Linked DNA regions of Homo sapiens: region 2 is linked to region 1. Evidence: chromatin loops called from intact Hi-C (ENCODE). Cell type or tissue: heart left ventricle. All regions are shown on one strand. Each heading gives the region's core, and the rest is flanking DNA. Links, peaks and the distances in the headings are about the cores only. Region 1 holds the start of GLCE (glucuronic acid epimerase). Region 2 overlaps PAQR5 (progestin and adipoQ receptor family member 5).

Region 1 (11,834 bases), core at 2,716-7,715:
AGCTTTTTTGGAAGAACTGAATGGATAAACTTTACAACCTACTTCTTCAATTTACAAAATGAATTAAATATGTTAATAATTTTAAACACTGAATAAGCAGTCATATTCAGAAAACAGTGTAGTATTAGAAAAAGCATAGAGTCTGGAGACAGTCAGACCTACATGTAGTCATAGTCTGCATCTTAGTAGATAATGACGCTGAGCAAATTATTAAATGTTTAGGATTTATTTTGAAAATGAATGGCAATGTATGTAAAGCAATTATTAAAGCCTATATAAAAACCTGCATACATCAGCTACTATCATTTTCCAAGTAAAAAGCAGCCAAGGTAAAATATCTACCAAATAATGATGTCCAAGATTTAAAACACCCAAACTAGTTAATATCTCTTCTAGCAATTTTAGAGATAAGGATTAGTAGTTGCCTCAAAATTCTACAAGACTTTTCTGCAAGTTTAACAGTGTAACCATCACCTCTTAAAGTGCGAGAAGTCTTATTTCTTAAACACAAAGCTAAGAACTACCATTCTCATATCAGCTTATGGTCACAGGGCAAGAGAATAAGATACTTTAGAAACTCCCAAATTTTAGGAAAACAGGATAAGACTGAGATTTGAGTTTAACTCACTTCTGACATCATGAACACATCAATCTTGGTACTGAGAGTTCAAACATGTAATGATAGCCAACTATGCATAAACAAGCAACAGGAAGTCAAAAAGTAATAAGACAAATATAAACCTGCCTTTGAGTCCAGGAGGAAAGAGAGACTTAATTACAACACATTAGTAAACACAAGAGAATGAATGAACATGATACAGTGAGTATATAACACCTAGGGTTGGGAAGAGGGAAGACCAGAAGACTTAAAAAGCAGACAGTAAAGAAAGAAAAAAAAGAAAAAATGGTAACTAAAAAAGAGCTAAAAAAAAAAAAAAAAAAAAAGCAGACAGTGCTTACGTTGTATCTTAAAAAATCAGTAGACTTTGCCAGCAAGACAAGAGAAGGAAAGACATCCTAAATAGTGGAGAGAACATATGTGAAGGCTCTGAGTCAGGAAACAGTATGGCTCATTCAGTAAACTGCTCGTATTAGTACAAGTGCAGCTTTAGATTTATGGTGGGGGAAATGCATAAGATTAGTCAGATGATGAAAGGCCTTGTAACGATAGAGAGTTGGGCTGATAAAGTATGGGCTTTAAGAAAGAAGGGCAGGGAGAGACAGCATCAGGAAGAGAAGAATAGCTAGTGGATGCTGGGCTTTATACCTGGGTGATGGGATGATCTGTGCAGTAAATCACTATGGCACATGTTTACCTGTGTCACAAACCTGCCCATTCTGCACATGTGCCCCTGAACTTAAAAGAAAAGTTGAAAGATAAATAAATAAATCTCAGTAACATTTCTAAGAAAGAAAGAGAAAGAAAAGAGAAAAGAAACAAGAAAAGAAGCAATGAATAGATTTGCACTTCAGAAAAATCACCTTGGCAGTAATGTAAGGATGGATTAAAGGGGATCAAGTCTGGAGGCAACCACTAGAGACCTCATTCTATATCCAGAGTTAAGTAAGGACATATTATTATATAGATAATCTACTACAGAACCAGGGATTGGAACTAAAAATAATAATGCTTTAACAGATAAAGCTAAATTATCTAAAGAAAATCACTCACCTTCATGAATCTATATTCTGGAATTAAATACTTGCCATGTACCTTTAAAAAGAAGAGGCTTCTAAAATTAGGTATAATATGTAAAAATTACATGGAACTAGTTGTTTCTTGAGAACTAGCTACTCTTAAGGTATCTCTTCCTTTTTGTACATACAATACTTCAGACTTGCAACACAAAAACTCTAAGTGTGTGTATATGTATCTTTTTATACACATATTTTATATATTATACATATTATATACATATATGGCATATGTATATAACAACATACACATGTCATATATGTATATATTAAAGCAAAAGTATATATTATATATAAAATGTATGTAAGTATAATTCATATATGTATATATGAAAACTGGGGCCCTGAAAGATTAAGGAATTATCCAAGGACACACCATGAGTAGCACAGTGAAGACTGGAATTCATGTCTTATGATTTCCTTTCTAGAAACTGCTTTAGTATATCATATTTATGATTCTAGAACTCTGAATGATAATTCAAAAGACACTTTGGTACTGTCATTTTCAGCAGTGTAATAATGAAACTATAAAATTATTTGTATGGTTCGTATGCTTCACAAGCAAAATATATCTATCAGATGTGTATATGTTTGACAAAAAGAAATTTCCTGAAGTCTGTACCACAATAAGAATACCTATTCCCCCACCCTATTCTCCTCTAGGAAATCTAAAAACTTCCTTTTGCAAACTCAGGAAACAATTAAATTTGATAAAAGAAAGTCCTAAAATTAATTTATCTTTACATAATTAAATATCCAACAAACTTAACATGTTTTAACATTTTACTTAGGTCTGTGTCTTTTCTTATTTTGTTGTGCTACCCACCCCACCCTGCACACCCTTATAATTTTCAGATACTTGAAATACCCTTTTCCTTCATTAGTATACACGGGTACAACTGGCAATACTGACAAAAGCCTTATAAATACTGTACATTTCACCATTTGCATAGTGACTGAAATGTTTTAATTTTAGGGTTTCTCTAACTTGTACTTAAAAGTAATGTCTGCTCATTGAAATAGATTCAAGTAATATAAAACTATAAAATTAAACCGCTCTCTTCTATGCCTCTGCAACTCCCTCCTGAAGAATCCAAACATGGTTAAGTCTGATGTGTATCCTTATAGGCTTTTGTATGCTTACGTAGCACAATCATCTACAAAGAGTCAACATACATTTAACACCTAAAACTCTACTGATTGTAATTTAATCTTTCTTTACTAATTCAGAAGGCAGTTAACTATTTTGCTTGGTTTCTTATTATCACAACACACATCAATCGTATCATCATTCAGGGGTTACTAAAAAAAGAGAGCTGAATCTTAAGTACCTTGTGTATTTCTTCCTTAGCAGTATCACAATTTTTAACTGTATTTATTTGTTTTCTTCCTCTCTCTGGACTTAAAGGGGAAAGTCACATGACAGCTTTAATCAGTGTACATCCAGCGCTGTGACACCTAGCAGATAATCAAATATGTGTTGACTTATCAGTCTATGCCTTACTTAGAAATGATGAAAGCTGCTTTTTAGAAAAAAAAAAGTTTCTGAAACCTGCTTAATTTGTTCTTTGTCTTTCTCTCAAAAAAAGGAAAAATAAGATCTGCTTACAGGTTTGGGGGCTGTCATTCCAACCAAATATCTGCTCAAGCAATCAGTTGTGATAGCTGTAAATGTCAACCAGGTATTTTGGTCTGAATAACAACAACAACAAAACTTATTTTAAACCCTTCAAAGTCTTAAATATTGCTGTGCGGGATTCCTTTGTTTTTCAAAATGATGTAAAATTCCAAAATTAAGTACATTATCCCTAATCTGTCTGGTTCTAAGATCAGAAAAAATGACATCTTTTAAAAAAAATTGTATCTAAGAGGCCTGGCATGGTGACTCACGCCTCTAAATCCCAGTACTTTGGGAAGCTGAGGCTGAAGGATCACTTGAGGCCAGGAGTTCAAGACCAGACTGGGCAACAGCGCAAGACCTTGTCTTTAATTAATTGAATAAATAAATAAATAAAATTAGTGAGGCGTGGTGGCACATGCATGTAGTTCCAGCTCCTCTACTGGGGGTGGGGATGGGAAGCTGAACTGGGAGGGCTGCTTGAGCTTTGGAGGTCGAGGCTGCAGTGAGCCATGGTAGCGATGCTACAACCTAGCCTGGAAGGCGGAATAAGTCCCTGTTTCAAAAGAAACAAACCAAAAAACAAGAAAAAAAAAAAACTGACACGAAGAAAAAGACTAAGGCAGGCAAAATTATTTGCTTTGGTATACTCAAATTTGTCTGTTAACCCCAGATTACATATTTACAGAACAGCTCTGAGTACGGACTTCACTGCCTGCCACATTAACTTTCATATACAGGCCTCTGTGATAGAGTAACTAACCAAAAGAAATGTCAGGCAAACACATAGGCTTTCTCACCTATACGCTGTTTTTTTTTTTAACCAATACACATACATACAAGTCATTTTATTTAAATCCCACCTACGCCTACGCTAGTTACCAAAACCTCTGTAATATCCAAGGCTAAATACACTTTTACAATACAATGAAACTGTTAAGCAGAATTCTCTAAAAAAGCTCGATTAACCATCCTTACAGGTCACAGAAAACGTTTTTGCAGAGTTCTAGCTTTGGGATTTCAAATTCCATTGTTTTCTGGAGGCTGAATTTGACGTTATCCCTCTCTACAAATGCTTTTCAAAGGACAGAAAGAAGCCAGACAGAACACGCTTCCCTGCACTATCCGACTCTGCCTAACATTCACTCAGGCAAGACTTCAGAACAGATCTAATCATGCAGGATGAGCAAAGCAGACCACCACCTAGGAAAGCAAGCCAAAATCAGTCTTCCCCACCCTCAACAGATTCCAGTTGCTCAGGAGCTGTATCCACGCTCAACCTGCGGACACCGGCCTCCTAAAGAACCTGCAGACCAAACGCCCACCTAAGGTGCTGCCACTCTAGCTCCCGGAGCTCCAGCGAGACCAGCGCGCCCCCACAGGGATCCCGGGGCAGAGAAAAGAAAACTGCAGAACAAACGCACTGCTTCTTCAACTAGGCAACAACACCGATCAATCCTCCAACTAAGCATTGAGTAAATCTCATCCAGAGAGAAGGAGACCTGAACAAAAACGTTTCAGGATGCTGCCCAGCCTGCGCGGTAGCACCAAAGCCCTCTCCCGCCCTCAGCGGACCCAGCGCCTGCGGAGCCGCGCCCACCCCGAGAGACTGCCCGGGGGCCAGCTAACTCGCCCCGTCGCCCCCAAAAGACTGGAGACCATGCCAAGTTACCGCCCCGCTCCGGGCAAAGCAGAAACCCCGGCCAGACGCTGGTCGCCGCTACACACCCTCAGCCCCCAACAACCCCCCAAGGCGGCCCCGGCCCCAGCGGAACGGATACATCGCTCTCTCACCCGGAGACACCGATGAACAGACCCCTCTCCCCAGAACCCGGACACACTGCTTCTTCATCCCAGCAATGCGAAACGGACGCCCACGCCCGCTCAAAGAACCCCCAAGACCCCGATGATCTGCCTCCAGAGACAAGGTTTACACCGGTGTAAACCTTGCTAAACTGCATTCTCTGCCCCAAAGAGCTCGGGACCCGGGTAAAAAGACCCCTTGTCCCGGAACCCCGCTACACCACCTCCAAGAAGCTCAAGACCCTGATAAATCTCCCTCGACGTCAAAGACCTAGGACCCCGTGTGCCGCCACCCACCCCTACCCCAAGCCGGAAGAGCCCCCAGGATCCCTAATACATTGCCCCCTCACCTCGGGAGCTCCGGCACCCGCTACACCGCCCTTGGGCGCCCGCGCCCGGATCCCACTGCACCGCCTCCTCGCCCCCCGGACTCCCAAACCCCGCCAAGCCTCGCGCCCACCAGGCAGCGCCGCGCAGCCCCCAGAGCCGCCCCCGTCAGGAGCCCGCCTGCTCCGGCTGCTCCGTGTCCCCGCTCCCCGACCGCTCCTCAGCGGAGACGCGCTCCGGGCTTTCTAACCTGAGCAGCGTCGGAGGGCGAGCAGACACGGGAGCCCTGAGGAAGAGAAGGAGACAGCAGAGAAGGGGTGGCTCAGGCCTGCGGTGCCGCAGCTCCAGCCTCTCGGCAAGGAAGCGCTTGTGTGAGGAGAGCCCTCCCGCTCCGCGCGCAGCCGGGAGACCGAGCCACCGCCGTGCCCGCAGCTCTTCCCGCGAGATCCCAGCCACGGCAAGGGGCGGGGCCACGGCGGGGGGCGGTAGCGGCAGCTCCTCGAGTGACAGTCCTGGCAGCCTGTCGGCTGCAGGACGGGCGGCAGGACTCGGAGTCTACTACGACCAATTGTAAAAAAGGAAAGGTGATTCTCCCCGCCCCTTCTCCGCCCCTCTTCTTCTCCGCTCCTCCTTAATAAACTGTGAGCAAAGGTAGTAGTGACCAGAAGTAGTAGGAGGCAGTGGACTTTCGCGGTAAGGTAGCTCGAATGACGTGACGTGCTTGGCTTGTGTGTGGTCCTGCTAGGCCGCCGTAGATACACCTGGTTTGGGGAAGAGGCTGGTCTTCACACCGGTGTAAACCGAGGTGCGGTTACCCTTGGTTACAGCGCTGCCCGAAGTGCGCTGGGGATTCCCATCTTCCAGGTTGAAGGCCCACCCACTCCGGTTACCCGCGTCTAAACCTCCATTTAATTCCTTTCCCCGATTTGGGCCTCTCCTCCCTCTCCACCTCAAACAGGGCACCATTGTTAAGATGCCCATGTTTTCCAAACCCCAACCCAGGACATCTGGTCTGACAAAGAACTCGTCTGATGACTGTATTTATTTCTACATACAGCCTTCCAGAAGAATGAAAAGCAAATCTCGAGTTACCAACATAACAAATTCCAAAATTAATGAAAAGTCGTACCTTTATAGACCCCAGTGCCCAGTAGTATTTGGCACACCCAGGGCACTGAATAATGTGAAAGGAATGAATTAAGACTGTTAAATATATGCAAATCTCGAGTTACCAACATAACAAATTCCAACATTACATGAAAAGTCGTACCTTTGTAGACCCCAGTGCCCAGTAGTATTTGGCACACCCAGGGCACTGAATAAGGTGAAAGGAATGAATTAAGACTGTTATACTTAAATATATTAAATCTGGACCTGGCCCCAGAAAATTCGGCTTTCCTAGCCTTTCCTCTATAATGTGAGCCAGTGGCTTCACCCTTAAATCCAGGCTCTTCATTATTATGCCTATCCTGTACCTTCATTCATCTTACCCTCTTCACTCCCTCACCCACAGCAAGAAGTGCCCTTTCTCCTCAAGGTTAAATCTTGCACCTGTGCCCTGGATCCCAGCCATTCCCAGATTTTATTCAGCTATTCTTTCTTTCCCCATTATTAATTTCTTCCTCTAACCTAAATCTTTCTCCCACAAACATAGTCTCGCCCATCCTTTGAACAGAACAAAGCCACCCAATCTCTTCCACCCAAACTACCTTCTCCTTTCTCCTAGGAATCACACTTCTTGGGAAACATTATATTTGCTGCTGAGCACTGTGGCTCATGCCTGTAATCCCAGCACCTTGGGATGCCAAGGTGGGAGGATTGCTTGAGGCCAGGAGTTTGAAACCAGTCTGGGAACATAATAAGGCTCCCCTATATGCAAAAAATAAAAAACTAGCCGGGTGTGGTGGCACACACCTATAGTCCCAGCTATTCGCGGTGGGGGAGGCGGGGTGCTGAGATGGGATGATCGCTTGAGTGTGGGAGGTTGAGGCTGCAGTGTACTGTGACCAAGCCACTGCACTCCAGCCTGGGCCACAGATTGAGGCCCTGTCTCTAAATAAATAAATAAAAGTATACTTGTTGTCTCCACTTTCTCATCTCTTATTTTTCCCACTACAGCGTTGCTTTTGCTCACACAATCTGCTATTCTTTCAATGGTTACAAAAGACCTCTTACCTTCTAGAATAATGGTCTATTTTGGGGTATCTTTCTCATGACCTCTCTCAGCTTATTGACAATGCTGACATCTCTTCCCTTAGTAGCTGCCTAACTACATTCTCCTGATTCTTTGGCAACTCTTCTTTTTTTTTTTTTTTTCCCTGTCCCTTGTCCTGGTTTGAAAACTTGCATATTTATGTCTCCTTATCTTATAGCCACACCTTGTGCATAATATGAAAAATGGCCACACACAGTTGCACACTTTGAGTGCCAATAAGTGGCTGAGACAAAAGCTGTTAGAAGAGTCCAGAGGAGGAGACATGGCTGTGAGGCTTGAGCTGGGTCATAATGAAACACTACGTTGGCCATATAAATCCAAGGCAGAAACGGAGGCCTTTCAGAGGAGAAAAATAATGTGAACCTGAGCACAGAGAAAAGGATGTGGGCTGAGCCTGGGCTGTAGGTCGACAGGTTTGACAGATAGAAGATTCCTGCAGAGAGTAGCGGGAGGTAAGATTAGAGAAAAATCAAATAGTAAAAGGCCTTAAAAATCAGGCCAAGCCGATTTGACTTGGATTCCATATTAAATGGGGAGCCGGGACCAATTTTAATATTTGTAGGGACCATGAGAAGGCTACACATGGAGACCCACATACCAAATGTCTAAATATGTGAAAGTTAAAAAGCTAACAAATGGAGTACTAAAAGCATTATATCCTTTCACCTTGACAAATGTACTTTCATAACAACTTGGAAGACCCAGTTTGAATTGAGAATTCTGAGACTTCTCAGAGCTCCTTGCTGGAACAAGGCAGGTCAGAGAGAACTGCTCCCCACATGGAGCAGCCTTTACCCTTTGCTTCCCATGGCCCCTTCAGCCCTACAGTGCCAGGTACCCTCCACTCCATGAACGCACTAGCCCACATGTCCAAGCTCTGTCTTCACTTTCTCCCCTCCAAAACAGTCATTTCTTGGCTATTCCACAGGTCCAGGGGTGCATATCTCAGGATCTAGGGGAGAAGCCTATGCAGGCTCTGGAAGTGGCTCAGAGCCATTTGGGCAGGGAATACTGGCTCCTGGGTACCTGATGTGAGGTCTGAAGGGGTACAGTCACCTCCAGGTGGACACATTTCTTGGCTTAATGGACTCCTCAGATGTAGGAGCACAGCTGGGGAAGAGCCAGAGCAGAGCCTTTAAAGGGAAGCCCTGCCTGTCTGCATCTAAAGGTGGTAGCAGCAGAGCCACTGAATTTCTTGGTAGGGTAATGACATGTAGAGTTGATCTATACCTTGAAGTATAAATATGTGCATTTTCTGTTTCCCACACCCTCTGCCTTTGCACGAGTATCTTAATAGCAAGAATGTACTGGAAAGACTCTATCCTTTTCTCCAATGCTCAATTTCATAAATTACACCATTCTATGATTCCCTTGTTAATTAGTGCATCAGAAACCTGGTAGTCTCTAAATGTGAGAAAATAGAAAAGCTATGAAGTGCTCTCAGCCTGGAATCAAGCTTGAAACACTTACATTTGACTTCTAGATAAAAATGCTTTGGAAGTAGAAGCTTTTGGAGAGGCCCATTTGAAGGGTACACAGGCAGTAAGAGTACTCAAAAGGCAGTGAGCTGCCACGGAGGGGGGCACCCCTCTCGCCATCTGTCTTTATGGTGCGATGTTTCACTCTGTGGTCTGACAGTCATGCTCTGTTCCCGCAACCTCTCCATCTGGTACCAAGTGCTCCCTTCCTCATGTTTTGCACTTAGAGCCACCAAGGGGCCAGAACCACTATGGTCTCTGTTTTAGCTATCCAAGCCTAGAATTCTGCCTGTGGATCCTGCACGTCTCTCAGCAGTGCTGCAGATAATTTTAGTGTGAGGCTTTGGCACTTGCTTGATCCCAGAACTGGGATCTACTTGTAGCCTCACTGTCACCATCTGTGACTGGCCTTTGCCAACCTGCAGAACAGAACTAGCTAGCTTCTTACTCAGGTCTTACCATCTGCTGCCTGCATTCTGACCTATTAGTCTAAGTGAGCACAGCCAAGCAGTTCTATCCCTGTTCAGAAGCCTTCCTGGTGTCCCATTCTCTGAGCACTCCCCGAGTAAAGCTACCTCCTGGCCACTGCATATTCACAAGGGCACAGAAGCCAGTATTGTTTGAAAATCTGGCTCTCTCAGACCGAATTTCCACTTCATCTTTTTAGAGCTTTGGGGACCACCTATTTTGTTAGGTTGGAAGCATGAAATTCTCTGTAAATTACCCCAAGACTGAGGGAACAGTACTTATCTGTCCATTTGCTGACTCCAGACTAAACCCCTGACCTTGATTGGTTTGTTCATCTGTATGTGTTTTGCACCTAGCCAATCATAAAGGAGGGAAATAAAAGAACAGTGGCAGTTTAAAAATATGTCCCCAAATTATTTGATATACCATCTCTCAAAAAGTAGGCCTCAATTCCCCTCACCCTGAGTATGGGCTACACCTAGTGACTCACTTCTAGCGAGTAGAATATGGACAAAGTGACTGCTTTTGAGACAAGGCCATAAGAGGCATTGCAGCTTCTTCCTTGGTGTCTCTCTTTGATCACTCATTCTGGAGGAAGCCAGCTGCCATGCCTTCAAGCAGGGGTCTCCATAAGCAAGAAACTTAGGCTTGCAGCCAATACCCATGTGAATGAGCCACCTTGAAAACCCCAGTCCAGCCCCAGCAAAGCCTTCAGATGACTACTGCCCCAGGCCAACACCTTGACATAACTTCATGAGACATCCTGAGCCAGAACCACCCAGCTAAACCTCTCCCAGATTCCACACAGAAAATGTGTGAGATAATACATGTTTATTGTTGAACACGTTTATTATGAAGCTACTTCATGTTGGGATCACTTTTTACATAGCAATAGATAGCTAATACAAGTGTTGAGTGTAGTTCAGTCTACTCTTATTCCTGGACAAAAGAGGTAAAAACTTACATCCTTCTAATCATCAGGCCCTAACATTATGTAAAGAGCAAAGGACAATGGCTCTGTAGCCATAACTCTTTACATCGGAAACTCAACTGGAACTGCACCAAAAGTAAGTAGAAGAAACCATTTCTTGGTGGAAACAACGATTCCAGTGCCTTCAGACTCTCCAAAGCATCACAGCAATTAGAGATAACAATAACCGCAGAGCCATTTGGAGATAGTTAACAGTAGGTCTTGAGGAGCAGAGAAAACTTTGTCTCTCCAAACCTTAGAATGCTTCACAACCAGACTGTTTTCATCTAGTCTTGTGGGAAAGTATGTTTTTATGAAAACAGAAGAGAAAACTCAAACATCCTCTTACCCATCCATATTAGCTAAGAATAAAAAGTTGAAAATTCCATCTATAAGGACTCTGTCAAAATAGAATTTACATCCTGACAACATTAAAGTGCCCATGTGAGAGCAAGAGGTGTTTGACAGCAAGAAGACTGAAATTCTTTCTGAATATAATACTATATTTCTGAAGTCTTATCATCGTGAATTAAAATTCAGTGAAAGAATGATTTCTTTATTAAATTAAAAATGAGCAAAATCCCCATAAAAAGGAGACCAGCTGGCTGAGTTATGTACATTGCCTGTATAACTTCATTTTACATATATAAGAGCCATATAGATGGGCCATACATACAAAGAGTTGAATGATTTCCAAATTGACCAGGAGATAACTTATAGCTAAGAAAATATATTTGAGATACATTTGGATCTCCATGATTCAAATGCCATAACACAGACGTGTTGACCTTCGATTTCCTTTAGCAGTGAGGGCAAATTTAAGTTTTTGAACTACACAATCCCAGAGAAAATCTGAGTCTTCCACCCTTCCCTCAACCCCCCATTCTGAAATATAATGAACAAATACTTATTGGATGACTCCTACGTGTAAGAATGCAAGTATAAGCTACAGATCTTGCCAGAAGCTGTAGGAAGAAGGAAGCAGATGGAGAGAGGACTTCCCCCAGAGATAGAAAAAACTTCCACTCCTGGAGCCCATGGGTGAGGTCAGCCTCATGGAACTGCATGAATGGAGCGTGAGACGTGGGTGGTTCCACAAAGGAAAACTGAGATACTGTTATCACAGGAATAGGTAAAATATCTCCATTTTCCTTTGCGGGGGGTGGGGGAGAACTCATGCAGACTAAAGGAAAATTCGAAATACACAGTACCTTGCATGTATTAAGAGTAAGTTCTCTTTTTTACTTAGAGCAATTTGAG
Region 2 (11,834 bases), core at 3,734-8,733, 230 kb before region 1:
TTTGATTCCCATGTACTCACCTAAGGAACTCTCACCCCAAAGTCTTGTCAGCCTCACCAGAAATGATGCAAGGGTTCCTCCTCCTAGCCAGTCCCAGAGCCAGAGCGGAGGAGGCACATTCTGCAGGGACCCGCCCCTCCTTCCCTAGACAGAGCGGGGAAAGAACTCTGCCAGCAGGTGGAAACCCCCGTGACTCTGACACCTTCTCTCCACCAGATCACTTCAAACTTAAGTGAGCTCAGGTTCATCTGGAGGATGACTCGGCCTCTGTGTGAGTATTGGGTTTCACTCCTGGCGTTTCTGGTTCAGGAGGTCTGTGGTGGGGCCTGAGAATCTGCATGTTCTCAGATGATGCTGATGCTGCTGGCTGATGACCACCCCTGGAGAAACCACTGCTCTACCCTGAACCCCTGGCCCCCTCCCGTCCACCATGCTCAAGACAAAGAAAGATGCTTTCTCCCCTTTTCCCTTTTCTGCACAGCCCCCTGTTGTCTGGTACCCTCAGAGCCATCTTCATCCTTTCTTTCCTCTTCCTCTCCTCGGCTGCTCCCAATGTACTTTTTCTCTTCACATAGGATCTCTCTCACCCAGGCTAGAGTGCAGTGCATGATCATGGCTCACTGTAGCCTCAACCTTCCAGGCTCAAACCAACGCCTCCCAAGTAGCTGGGACCACAGGTGCACGCCACCATGCCCAGCTAATTTTTGTATTTTTTGTAGAAATGGAGTTTCACTATGTTGCTCAGGATTGTCTTGAGCACAGTCTCAAGTAATCTGCCCACCTTGGCCTCCCAACGTGCTGGGATTACATGTGTGAGCCACCACGCCCAGCCCCAATGTTCACTTAATCATGGGATTCCATGTTCTGGATGACAATAAGACACACTGGCTCCATACCCCATCAGAATGCTTTAGGCTCCTGGGCCCACCTGCCCTCCATCCTGCCCATGCTACCTAACAATGCACCTGCTGCAGACATCCTGACCTCTGTCAACTTGCAATGTTACTCGCCTTGGCCTCTCTCTCTGCCCTTCCCTGCCCTTTGCAGCTACGTGCACTGGAGTCAGGGACAGGACCCTCCCCAGTCAGGAGGGCAATGAGCAGAGCAGCAGGGCTGTTGCCCACTCACCGATGTAGTCAAAGCGTCCAGGGGCTAGGCGTTCTGGCAGATGTGCAGAGTACAAGAAAGAGGCCAGGAGGGTCATGATCATGTGCTTCTGGTGGTACGAGGTGGCTTCATTTTGTGCACTCTCCCCTGGGAACAGGAATAGCTGCAGGTGTTTAAAGAAACATCAGGTCTTGAGAGGACAGGCCTGAGGCAGGCCCTCTTCCTTCTCAGCACCTGCATCTGGGACTTTGGGGGCTCTGACACCCACACATGTTAGCACACATACACAAACTCCAGAGGCCAAGGCCCTCACCTCCTCAGGTCTGTGACCTGGTAGAGGAAACTCAGGCACCATGTGAGCAGAGCTCCTATCCTGAGTGTGGTCGATTGAGACTCGAGACTATTGTATTTCAATCCCCCAAATACTCATGAGAGTCTTTTGGTTTATTTACTTAACTGAATCGGAGAGAAAAAGGAAAGAAGAAAGGAATGGGAAAGGAAAAGAAAGACAAAAAATCCTATTAGATAATTGGTATTCTTTCTGGGGTAAAATGTAAGTACAGTTGACTCTTAACATGCAGGCTAGGGGCATTGACCCCCTGCAGTCAAAAGTCCATGTACAACTTTTGACTCCCCCAAACTTAATTACTAATAGCCTCCTGTTGACTGGAAGCCTTACCTGTAACAAACTGCCAAGTAACACATATTTTGTGTAGGTATTATATATTGTATTCTTACAATAAAGTAAGCTAGAGAAAAGCAAGTGATATTGAGAAAATCCTGAGGAGGAGGAAGAAGAAAAGGGGTCGGTCTTGCTGTCTCATGAGTGGCAGAGGTGGAAGAAAATCCATGTAAAGTTCCAACCCATGTTTAAGGGTCAACTGTTTAGTGGATTCACACTGGAACTCACTTTTTATCAGCACATCCACTGAACTGGTGCTCCTAATTAAGGCTTTAAGGCCTAGAAATCCCTGGAAGGCCTTCTGAGTCATCCAAAAGTATCAATGATGGCCACTATACTGTTTCAGAGCTAAGTATAGTTTTTGTATTATTGTTATAAAGTCATAGTAGCCACCACTTACCGAGGGCAGCAGGCCAGGCCTCTTACATGCATCATTTCACCTGAGCCACAATTATCATAAGGCAGACTCTATCTTCCCCATTTTGCAGGTGAGGAAGGTGGGCCAGAGAGTGACTTGCACATCACTTAGTGAGAAGTGAAGTCAGGATCTGAATCCAGGCAGGCTGATTCCAGCATCAACATCACCACTTAGAACTGGACCTCCCCTTCCCTCTGCCCTCCTCTGACTCAGCCACATGCCAGAAGCACACGATGCTTGTCACAACACAGGACTTGCACTGCCTGATTTGGAGGTACATGGGACAGAATTGCTCTGTCTGCTCTTGGTTTCCTGTGTGTGGTCTGCGCCCTTGAGGAAGGAGTGAGGGGAACGGGCTGCAGCCCCATCTTTGGCGCTCTCCCAGACCCACAGAGGCAGAGCACAGAGAACGTGCTCAATGCCCCAGCTGCTGGGTGGAGCTCAGCCCCTCCCCTTGTCCCTCAGCCCTGCCATCTGGGCTTTATTCTTCAAGCCCACAGGACGCTGCCTCTAGGAGGGAGCTTCACTCACCGGGTACTGGACAGGCACCGCAGAGCCTATCAGATCCATTGTTTTCCCCTACAAAGGAGGCCTAGTACCCTTATGTACAGATGAGGAAACTAATCTGAGGCTTAGAGAGTTGTGTGTCCTGCCTGAGGTCACATAGCCAGTGAGCAGTGGGGCCAGAATTTGAACTCAAGCCCGTATGGTTTGAAAGTGCGTGGACTTTCCCCTTCTAGTCCTACTTGTTGTCCCTCCTACACTCTCTTCCTTTATGCTCTCCATCTCTTTCCCATCGCTCCTTTAAGACCCTCATTCATGCCTTTTCCTTCAATACTAACAGTATACTACTTGATGATGGAACAATGCATTCCCGAACTCTTGCTACCAGTCAGCACTTGACATGTTCCCCGTGTAATCCTCCCCACAGCCCATGAGGTGTTATCAGGCCCAGCTTACAGATGAAGGAAATCGAGGCATAGAGAACTGGCCCAGGGACTGACAGCAAGTATTGGAGACCTGCCTGCAGAGCTCGCTCTCCTGCTCACTCCACTCAGCCCCAGGCTGCCTGTTCTATGACGTTCCCGAGCCCCCAGTCATATTGTCAGTCAGGGCCTCTGTGCTTATGTCATCTCCTAACCACTCCTCAAGTGCCACCAAGGCAGCACCTGGGTGTGGGGGAAAGAAAGATATATCAGACTGTTACTGTGTCTATGTAGAAAAAGGAAGACATAAGAAACTCCATTTTGATCTGTACTAAGAAAAATCTTCTTATTTATTTTCTCAGTCTCTCGTCCCACCTGACGAGAAATACCCACAGGTGTGGAGGGGCTGGCCCCCTTCACCTGGGTCTCGACTCCTGTTTTGTTCTGCGGTTCCCATTGCAGTGCTGTGACCCCCCAGAAGCTCAGGAAAACAACTGACTTCCTGGTGTTGCCAACAGGCAGAGAGGAGATGCAGCCAGTCCTTACCCTGTAGAAGATGGGGAGGGAGTCCCAGGTGTACGGATAAGCAAAGGCGAGGACACGAATCACCTTACAGAGTCTGGGCTTCTGGATTTCAAGAAACCTAAATCAGGGAAGGAAAGTGGGGAGGAAATGGAATGAAAAGAGTCTCAGCAAATTGCATACGCACATGCATGCACACCGAGGGCCTGGTCATCAACAGAGGACAAGCATTTTTCTACAAGCTCCTGTGGCCAGCAGCTTCTCCACCAGCCTCGTCCATTCCTCCCACCCCAATGGAAGTGACAAAACTTCAGATGCAAAAAGATCTCCAGGGACACCATCTCCTGACCATGGGAAGCAGTGGTGTCCAGACTAAGCCAGAAAGGAGGCGCTGGGCAGAAACCCTTCAAGGGCCAAGTTATGTAACTGCCAAAGAACCTTTTAAAACTCTAGTTGCTACAGGGACAGGGAACGGGTAGGGGGAATCGGGGGATCCACTGCCACAGACTCTTGGGGGGCACACTCTGCAGAGGCTGAGATGCACCCATCTAGTTGGAGCCCAGGTATTATCATGCAGGAGACCTGGGTTCAAGTAGGTGTTTGACCCTTGGAGAGCTTTCTGGAATATTTATACCACACACAGGGATACTTGGCTTGGGAAAACTAAATAAACGTGAAGTCTTTCCTTCTCTTCTTCATTGCCACCCTCACCCAACCTCCAATCCAAAGACAGCTGACAGCAACATTAAAACAAGTGATGCTGATTGTTGAGAAGAGAGGCAGGTCCCCCCAGACAGAACATGACAGGGCCTCAGCTGACTTGGGCCCAGCCTGGGGCAGCAGCTCAGGGTATGGGGAACTGGGTAGCACAGACAGCAGGCTGCACACTGGGAGGACATGGGGAGGGGCAGGGAGGGTCTCTGCACAAAATCACAGCCCTGAACTGAGGCCTGGGTAAGGAAGTGCTCATGGGCCCTGGCTGGGCCACCAAGGCCAGGTAGTAGGGACAGGTAAAGTCCCCACATCAATGCTGAGGTGTACTGTGGAGGGCTGTGTCCTCCCTTGGGGCCCACAGGGCTGCAGGGTAAGGAACCCAGCACAGTGGATGCACAGCCACACGCTGAGGCTCTTGGGATGGCTGTTCTGATGCAGTCTGTAAAGGCAATGCATGCATCTGGGCCCTTTCAGCCTTTGCTGACAGTTCTGCCCCCTATCACACTGGAGGGATGGGGTCTGTGTCCTGCTGTGGCTCCTATCTCTGCTCCCAAGAACCTCGGTCCCAGTCCACAAGCCTGTTCCTTCTCCTTCAAATGCCATCTGCTGTTTCCTCTGAGCCCAGACCGATTTCACCTGGCCAGGCTGTTCATATCTCGTATGAGCCAGTAAAGCCACCTGACCATAAACCCAGCTGCTGCCTGTATCTCTCAGCATGGAGTATGCAGGGACTTCCACATTGGGCAGTTAGGGAACCCTCCTCAGGCAGGTGCCAGATCTGGTCAGGCCTGGATCCTGGGGACCCAGCACAGAAGCAGGTCTGAGGATGCGGACATTCTCCAGGCTATTGTGCTCCACTCAGTCCTCAGGGCAACCGAGCACAAATGGCCCACCCGGAGATTCCTGTTTCAGGAGAAAGGGACACCACTGTGTGCCCGGAGAAGCCCCACAGCCTCCCAAGACAAACCCCAACTTCACTCCAGCCCACTTTCGTGTTTCTTCTTTCCTGACCCTGCCTGTAAGTCATACATGGTACATGGCATGTACCAGGTGAGAAGCTCAAGGAGAAGGAACTAGGATGCATCATCCCCCCCGAAAAAGAACCAAACTCCCGGAGAGGTGAGGCAGCGCAGCACTGTGATTTTATGTGGAGAGCTTGATTGGGACACACTGGGTTCAAATCCTGACCCTGCCCTTCACAACCACGTGACCTCGGCAGGTCACTAACCTTTGTGTACCTCCTGATCCTCATGTGTAACACAGGGACAATGACTGTGCCTTGTCACAGCCTCGTTGTATGGATTTGATGAAACGATGCTCCCGAGGTGTTTAGAACTGTGCATGGCACAGTCGCACAGACTAAACAGCAGCTTTTAAAAACACATGCATCGTGGAGCTCCATTCTCTCCCCATCCCCACCTTGTATCTATGTTGGTCCAGATAATAGGAACAGGAGGGAACAAATAGGTTCTGGGTGATTTGCCTGAAGTCAGATGAGCCAATAAGAAGCAGAGCTAGGATTTAAACCCTGGGCTTTCTGGCCCCCAAGTGTCACCCCCTCTGTCTCAGGCAGTAGGCTGCGCAGACTCAGACCCCGCCCGGCCTTCACCCTTCCCTGCCCGCTCTGCCCCTGGAGCAGAGGGCACACACTCCTGCTATCCCGAGAGCCAGGTATCTGCCTCACCGGCCTTCTTAGTCCTCCGGCAGACCCTGCCCTGCCGCGGCAGGCCGCCCCCTCCTGCCCTGTGCCCTGCCACCGCCTGCCGTCTCCAGGTTGAGAGGCTCGCTCTTAAAGGGCCCCTGTGGCCACTTACACGCGAAGAAATCTGGCTGTGGCTGGCGAAGGCCATCCCCCAAAGCATGGATTTTCTGTGACTTGAGACAACATTTCGCTCGGCCTGATAAAGTGTTTCCCCAGGGGCAAACGGACCAGCCTCTCCAGCTGCAAAGCCGGGTCTAGAGGGAAAAGAGAAGGAGAAAAAGCAGAAGAGAAGAGAGACAGCAACAGAGAGAAAAAGGCAGAAGGGCCAGTAGCTCGGGAGAGGGGCCGTCCGCTACCAAGTTGCAGTTCCGCATTAGGCCACGCGATGTCGCCACAGCCAGAGCAGAACCACAGCCGCAGCATCCTCAGAGGCGCCCCACGTGCGGCCCCACAGCCCAGCCTGCTCGGGCTTAGGGCAGTCCCGCACCAGAGGGCTAAGGGGCTGCTATAGAGGAAGTGAGGTCTCTGCTCAGAACGAGGTTGGCAGGACACACTGGGTTACGGGAGAAGCCTTCGTTAAGAAAGGGTCGATTCAACACAATCTGACAAAAAAGCTGGAAGGATTGGCAACTGGAATTCCGGAACTAGGGCTTGAAACTAGCGGGCCTTTGGAAAAATCATTCTATTGCAGAGGCGCACGCACGAGTGCACGTGTGTGTGTACATGGGGGCGGTAGTTATGGTTGTTTTATTGTGTAGGAGTTGTCTTATTTTGGAGAACTGCAGGGATGTAGACATTTCCCCATGCCCCTAACTGGCTATAGCAGCACTTTATCCTCTGGCCAAGCCTCTGTCTGAGAACCATGTCTGCTGAGCCTTCTACCTCCAGCGCTGACCTCAAACCCCTTCCAGGTCAGCTCCACCCCTCTGAACTGCCTCAGCAACTGCCTCTAAGCTGTCCTTAGAGCAGAGCTCATGGGTGAAAATTAATCTCTCGCCCTCACTGCTCTGACCAGGAGGTTTTTCACTCAGCAGCTCTTTGAAAAAAAAAAAACAAAAAACAAAAAAAAAACAATCAATGGTTGGATGCACTGGAAGGAGATGGACAGTGATTTGTCCATACAGTACTTGCTGTGTAACTGACATTCCTGAAGGGAGTGGCAGCCGTTTCCTGTGCAGGCATGAGCAGGCCAGGGCCTCGGCCACCCCCACCTTGCTCCAAGAACCACGAAGAGGGCACGCATTCTCTCATTTCCCCTCTCAAATGCTACAGAATGAGAAGGCAGTTTTCTGGAACATTTTCATTTGAACCAAAGTCCATGACAATAAGAACCAAAAACCACTCAGGGGACGACAAAGCTCTCTATGTTGAGATTGGCCTTAATGGTCTGCCTTGTAATGGAACGAATGCCATTTCAACCCTGATTTTCGGGCAAGCATCAGATAACTGTCAAGCAAATACTGAGGTTCCTGGTCTCCCCCAGGAGGTCTTCCCCTCCCTGGAGGGGAAGGTGGTTCTCTCCCGCTCCTGCCCAACTGCAGCCGGATGGAGCAGGAGGGAGAGGCAGGGGTGGAGCCTGGGGGAGGAAGACAGCTGGGAAAGGAAGCTTGGAGAAGACACTAAGGCATCGACATTGCACGATGCCCAAACCAGAGAGGACCCAGAGGGTATTGTCTCAGATGCCCTCATTGAAGACGTAGACCCTGAGGCCCAGAGTGGACAGTGACTGCCCTGAGGCCATACAGCAAGTCTGGGGGAGCAGGGTTGAAATTCAGGCCTCCAGATACCCACACCCTCCTCTCTACCCACTTCTTCTGAAATTACTCAGGGCCAGCATCACTTCTGCACACGAGTCAGCTTTCTCACTCTCCAGACACCAAAGGCAGAGACAGGGAATGAAGAGAGGGGAGGACAGGCCTTGTAAGAGCAGCAAAACCATGGGTCAGGGAACGTGGAGCGAGGACGAGGTACAAAGGGCACTGGAAGGGCCACATGCCCACTCTACCTTTGGGTGCAAGAGTGTGGCATGTGCCCCCTTCCTCCTTTTTGATTCCAACATAGCCCCTCACCTCCCTCTCCCCTCAGCTCCCACTTCAGTTGCTGCTAATATGCCTGGAAACCCCTCAGGGCATGGAAGCTGAGTGCGTAGGATTTTTTTTTTTCCCTAAGAGATTCTCATCCTTCATGAGCAAAGGGCCAGTCCTCATAGGACCCACAGGCCCCCAGCCCACCATCCAAGCCCCTCTGTAGCTGCTCTCCTCCATCTACTCTTGCAGACTCTGGCAGCTCTAACACACCTTGCTGCTTCCCCACCCTGGCCCACCCTCTCTGTAGTCCTCATCCTTGTCCTGGCTGGTTGCTATGTCCTCCTCTTCAGCTAAAGTGTTCTACCTCCTTCAATATCCAGTCCTAAAGCCACTTCTCAGAACCCTGTGTATACCGGCAGGTGTCATTCTGCCTTATCATTATTTGTTTACATTACACTCCCTCCTGCTACACTCTAACGGAAATCATGGCCTCATGGACCTCTGGGGGCATCTGCAGTCTGTCTCTCCTATGGCACTGGGTGCTCTCTGAAGGCAAGGGCATCCTTCTGGCACCCTCAGCTCCTAACGTGGTACCTGGAGTATGGCAGGCATTTAAGGAATGTTAGATGGGTGGGCGGGTGTGTAGATGGGTGGATAGATGGAATAGGCACAGATGTACTCCATAAATAAATAACCCATTTCATTGGCAAAGGGAGAAGCCCCCAAACTCAGGCACCCAGGAGATGTCTGGCAAAGCTGCCCTGACAGATAAGTTCCTCCAAAGACACCAGGCATGCCACATCCAAAAGACCCCATCCGTTATATCTGAACCATCAGGGAAGACTCCTGGCTAGAAGAAAGTAATCTAGGCTGGGCAGGGTGGCTCACACCTGTAATACCAGCACTTTGGGAGGCTGAGGAGAGTGGATCATCTGAGGTCAGGAGCTCGAGACCAGCCTGGCCAACATGGCGAAACCTTGTCTCTACTTAAAACAAAAAAAAATAAAATAAAACCAGCAAGTGTTCTAAGAATTTGAATTATGAGCTCATGGGGAAGCCATCTTGGATCATTCACTCTGGAGACAATTTCTTTTTTTTCTTGGCTCCACTGCCCGGGCTGGAGTACAGTGGCATGCTCTCAGCTCACTGCAACCTCTGCCTCCTGGGTTCAAGCGATTCTCCTGCCTCAGCCTCTTGAGTAGCTGGGATTACAGGTACCTGCCACCACACCCAGCTAACTTTCGTATTTTTAGTGGAGACAGGTTTTCACCACATTGGCCAGGCTGGTCTTGAACTCCTGACCTCAGGTGATCCACCCACCTGGCGCTCCCAAAATGCTGGGATTACAGGTGTGAGCCACTGCACCCAGCCTCACTCTGGAGACTTTCTTCCACACTCACGAAGCCTTCTCTTCCTCCTCTGCCCCCTCAACCTGTGGTACTCTCCCTGTCTAATCCTAAATTTCAAACGCCAGAGCCACACAGCCCTAGGAGAGCGAACCAGATGGGGCAGTGACTGGTCCAAGGACCAGGTCCAAGAGTGTCCAGGTTCCTGGACCATGGCCAGTCCACAAGCCCATGCACCCAGGTCTCCGGGGCTTGCTTCATCTCTGCTGGACTTGTTTCCGCAGGGTTATTACTGTTCTATATCTGTTATACCTCCCTTCATCCACGGCAGGGACTCCTAGAAACAGACTTTCACTCCCATGGAAGGCAGCTCCACACTTCCAACCCACCTTAGCGCAGGTGAATGGAAGGCGAATTGGAACAAGTATTCCCAATGCTGTTTCAGAATCTATCCTTCCATTTAAAAATAAAAAACAGAAACAAAAAAACTGGTTTGTCCTGTTTGTGAAACTTGCCTGCTCTCCCTTGTGAAACTTGCTGGCCCCACACATCCCAAGTGTCACCCAAAGGAATTTGGAGACAAAATCATTCTGGAGAAGTTACCAGATGGGGCATATCTCACCTGCCTGTTTTTTCCTGGGGAGAGGGGGGCAAGTGGAGGCAGGGAGACTCCACTGGCTCGCTGGAGTTGCCATTGCGGGAGGACAGAGAACTCAGATGTACCTGCCAGCTTACCTTTCCTGACCAGCACGAAAGGCCCCCAGCCCAAAAGTACCAGCCTTGGCCCTATTCAGCCAGGGCTGTCACCCCAACACAACCATTTGGGAGATTTCCTGAGTATTTTAGGGAAAAGGAACTTTCAGGCAGTTCACTTCTACAAAGAGCTGAATAAATTGGTGTAGTTATCCCCATAACAACATTCTCTGCACTCACACCCCCATGAGTTTTCTTGAAAGAAAAAAAAAAAAAACAGTGGGAATTAGAGCGCGTAAGCTGGGCCTGACTCACTGATGAGGGATGCATAGGGCATTTGAATAACACCATCATCCATCACATATGCCCAGAGGCAGACACACCCAGTCACCATTAGTGACCACACATTTATGGGACATCTCCTCTGTGCCAGGCTTGTGCTAAGTGTCCTGGGTACATTACCTGTAATCCTTCCATTTGTCTTAGGGGTATTTGTAATGGCCTCATTTTATAGATGAGCAAACTGAAGTTCAGGGTGGATAAGCCACTTGTCCAGCAAATGGAACCAGCTGCATAATTTGTAAAGCCTTGTACCGAATCAAAGAGCAGGGACCTCCCTGTTCAAAAATTATTACAAATTATTAAGAATGCAGCAGACGAGCCCAGGAAGGCGAGGCTACAGTGAGCTGAGATCGCACCACTGCATTCCAGCCTGGGCCACAGAGAGAGACCCTGTCTCAAAAAAATAAATAAATAAATAAATAAATAAATAAATAAATAAATAAAAAACAGGTCAGGCACCATGGCTCACGCCTGTAATCCCAATACTTTGGAGGGCCAAGGTGGGTGGATTACCTGCAGTCAGGAGTTCCAGACCAGCCTGACCAACATGGTGAAACCCTGTCTCTACTAAAAATACAAAAATTAGCTGGGCGTGATGGCGGGTGCCTGTAATCCCAGCTACATGGGACGCTGAGGCAGGAGAATCGCTTGAACTCAGGAGGCGGAGGTTGCAGTGAGCCAAGATTGTGCCATCACACTTCAGCCTGGGTGACAGAGTGAGACTTTGTCTCAAAACAAAAACAAAAACAAAAAAAGGCAGCAGAGTATTAAACCAAGTATGAGACTCTCTGAGCATGGAGGCCTGGAGCTTGCGTGCCCAGGAAGCTGGTTTTGCCAGCATAGGAAGTCCACCTGGAACGGAGTCCTAGGTTCCCAAGCACCTTTTCCATTGAGCCCACCTCTTCCCCGGCTCCCTCAAAGAGTGCAGGGAGCTGCATGCAAGACCCTCCCTCCCCTCCCATCTGAGGTCAGAGCGACCAGTACCTGGAGTAGCAGGAGAGGCCTGTGCTGAGGATGGTGTTCAGTACAGCCAGGGCCACGTAGTAGTCATGGAAAGTGGTGCACATGAGCGCATCCGGGAACGTGTATGCAGAGTAGGCAATGGCTGAGCCTGGGGAAGAAAAGCCAGCCTTGGGAGAGGAGCCAGGCCTTGGCACCACATGGGCCCCTTGCAAAGACTGTCCCCAGCATCTGGCTTGGCCCTTATCATTCCCACAGTCCTGGCTCTGCGCCCTCGCTGGTGCCATTCCCCCTTCTAGGATGTCCTGCTTTCTCTTCTCTGCCCACCCAAATCCCATCCTGAGAATTTACTGTGAGCCCAGCTTTGCTCCAAGGGCTTTACATGTATGACCTCA

The links. Hi-C counts contacts between places; a loop is a spot of excess contacts. Peaks named below come from ENCODE experiments on the same cell type or tissue, not always from the same donor. Only the 100,000 strongest peaks of a DNase experiment are listed, where the experiment ranks them.
Region 2: a loop joins it to region 1, with 4 times the contacts of the local background. A loop is called at or near these places in 34 of 110 quality-filtered maps.

What each region holds. Positions count from the first base shown.
Region 1 is chr15:69,154,617-69,166,450 of GRCh38, reverse strand. It overlaps GLCE (glucuronic acid epimerase), which reads right to left and starts at 5,816. Exons shown (of 5, transcript NM_015554.3): 1 at 5,694-5,816. It also overlaps the pseudogene LOC100421574. RefSeq lists silencers at 5,437-5,546, 5,747-5,956 and an enhancer at 5,654-6,154. In heart left ventricle, for the core only: a CTCF peak has its summit at 4,689; DNase peaks (open chromatin) are centred at 4,670, 4,950 and 5,910; H3K4me3 peaks cover 2,634 bases; H3K27ac peaks cover 849 bases.
Region 2 is chr15:69,389,410-69,401,243 of GRCh38, reverse strand. It overlaps PAQR5 (progestin and adipoQ receptor family member 5), which reads right to left. Exons shown (of 9, transcript NM_017705.4): 6 at 11,464-11,590; 7 at 3,680-3,776; 8 at 1,129-1,270. It overlaps KIF23-AS1 (KIF23 and PAQR5 antisense RNA 1), which reads left to right. Exons shown (of 2, transcript NR_132971.1): 2 at 3,496-4,340. Among named protein-coding and RNA genes, the nearest start is that of KIF23, 19 kb to the left of the region's middle. In heart left ventricle, for the core only: CTCF peaks have their summits at 6,245 and 6,452; DNase peaks (open chromatin) are centred at 4,595 and 6,473; H3K4me3 peaks cover 326 bases.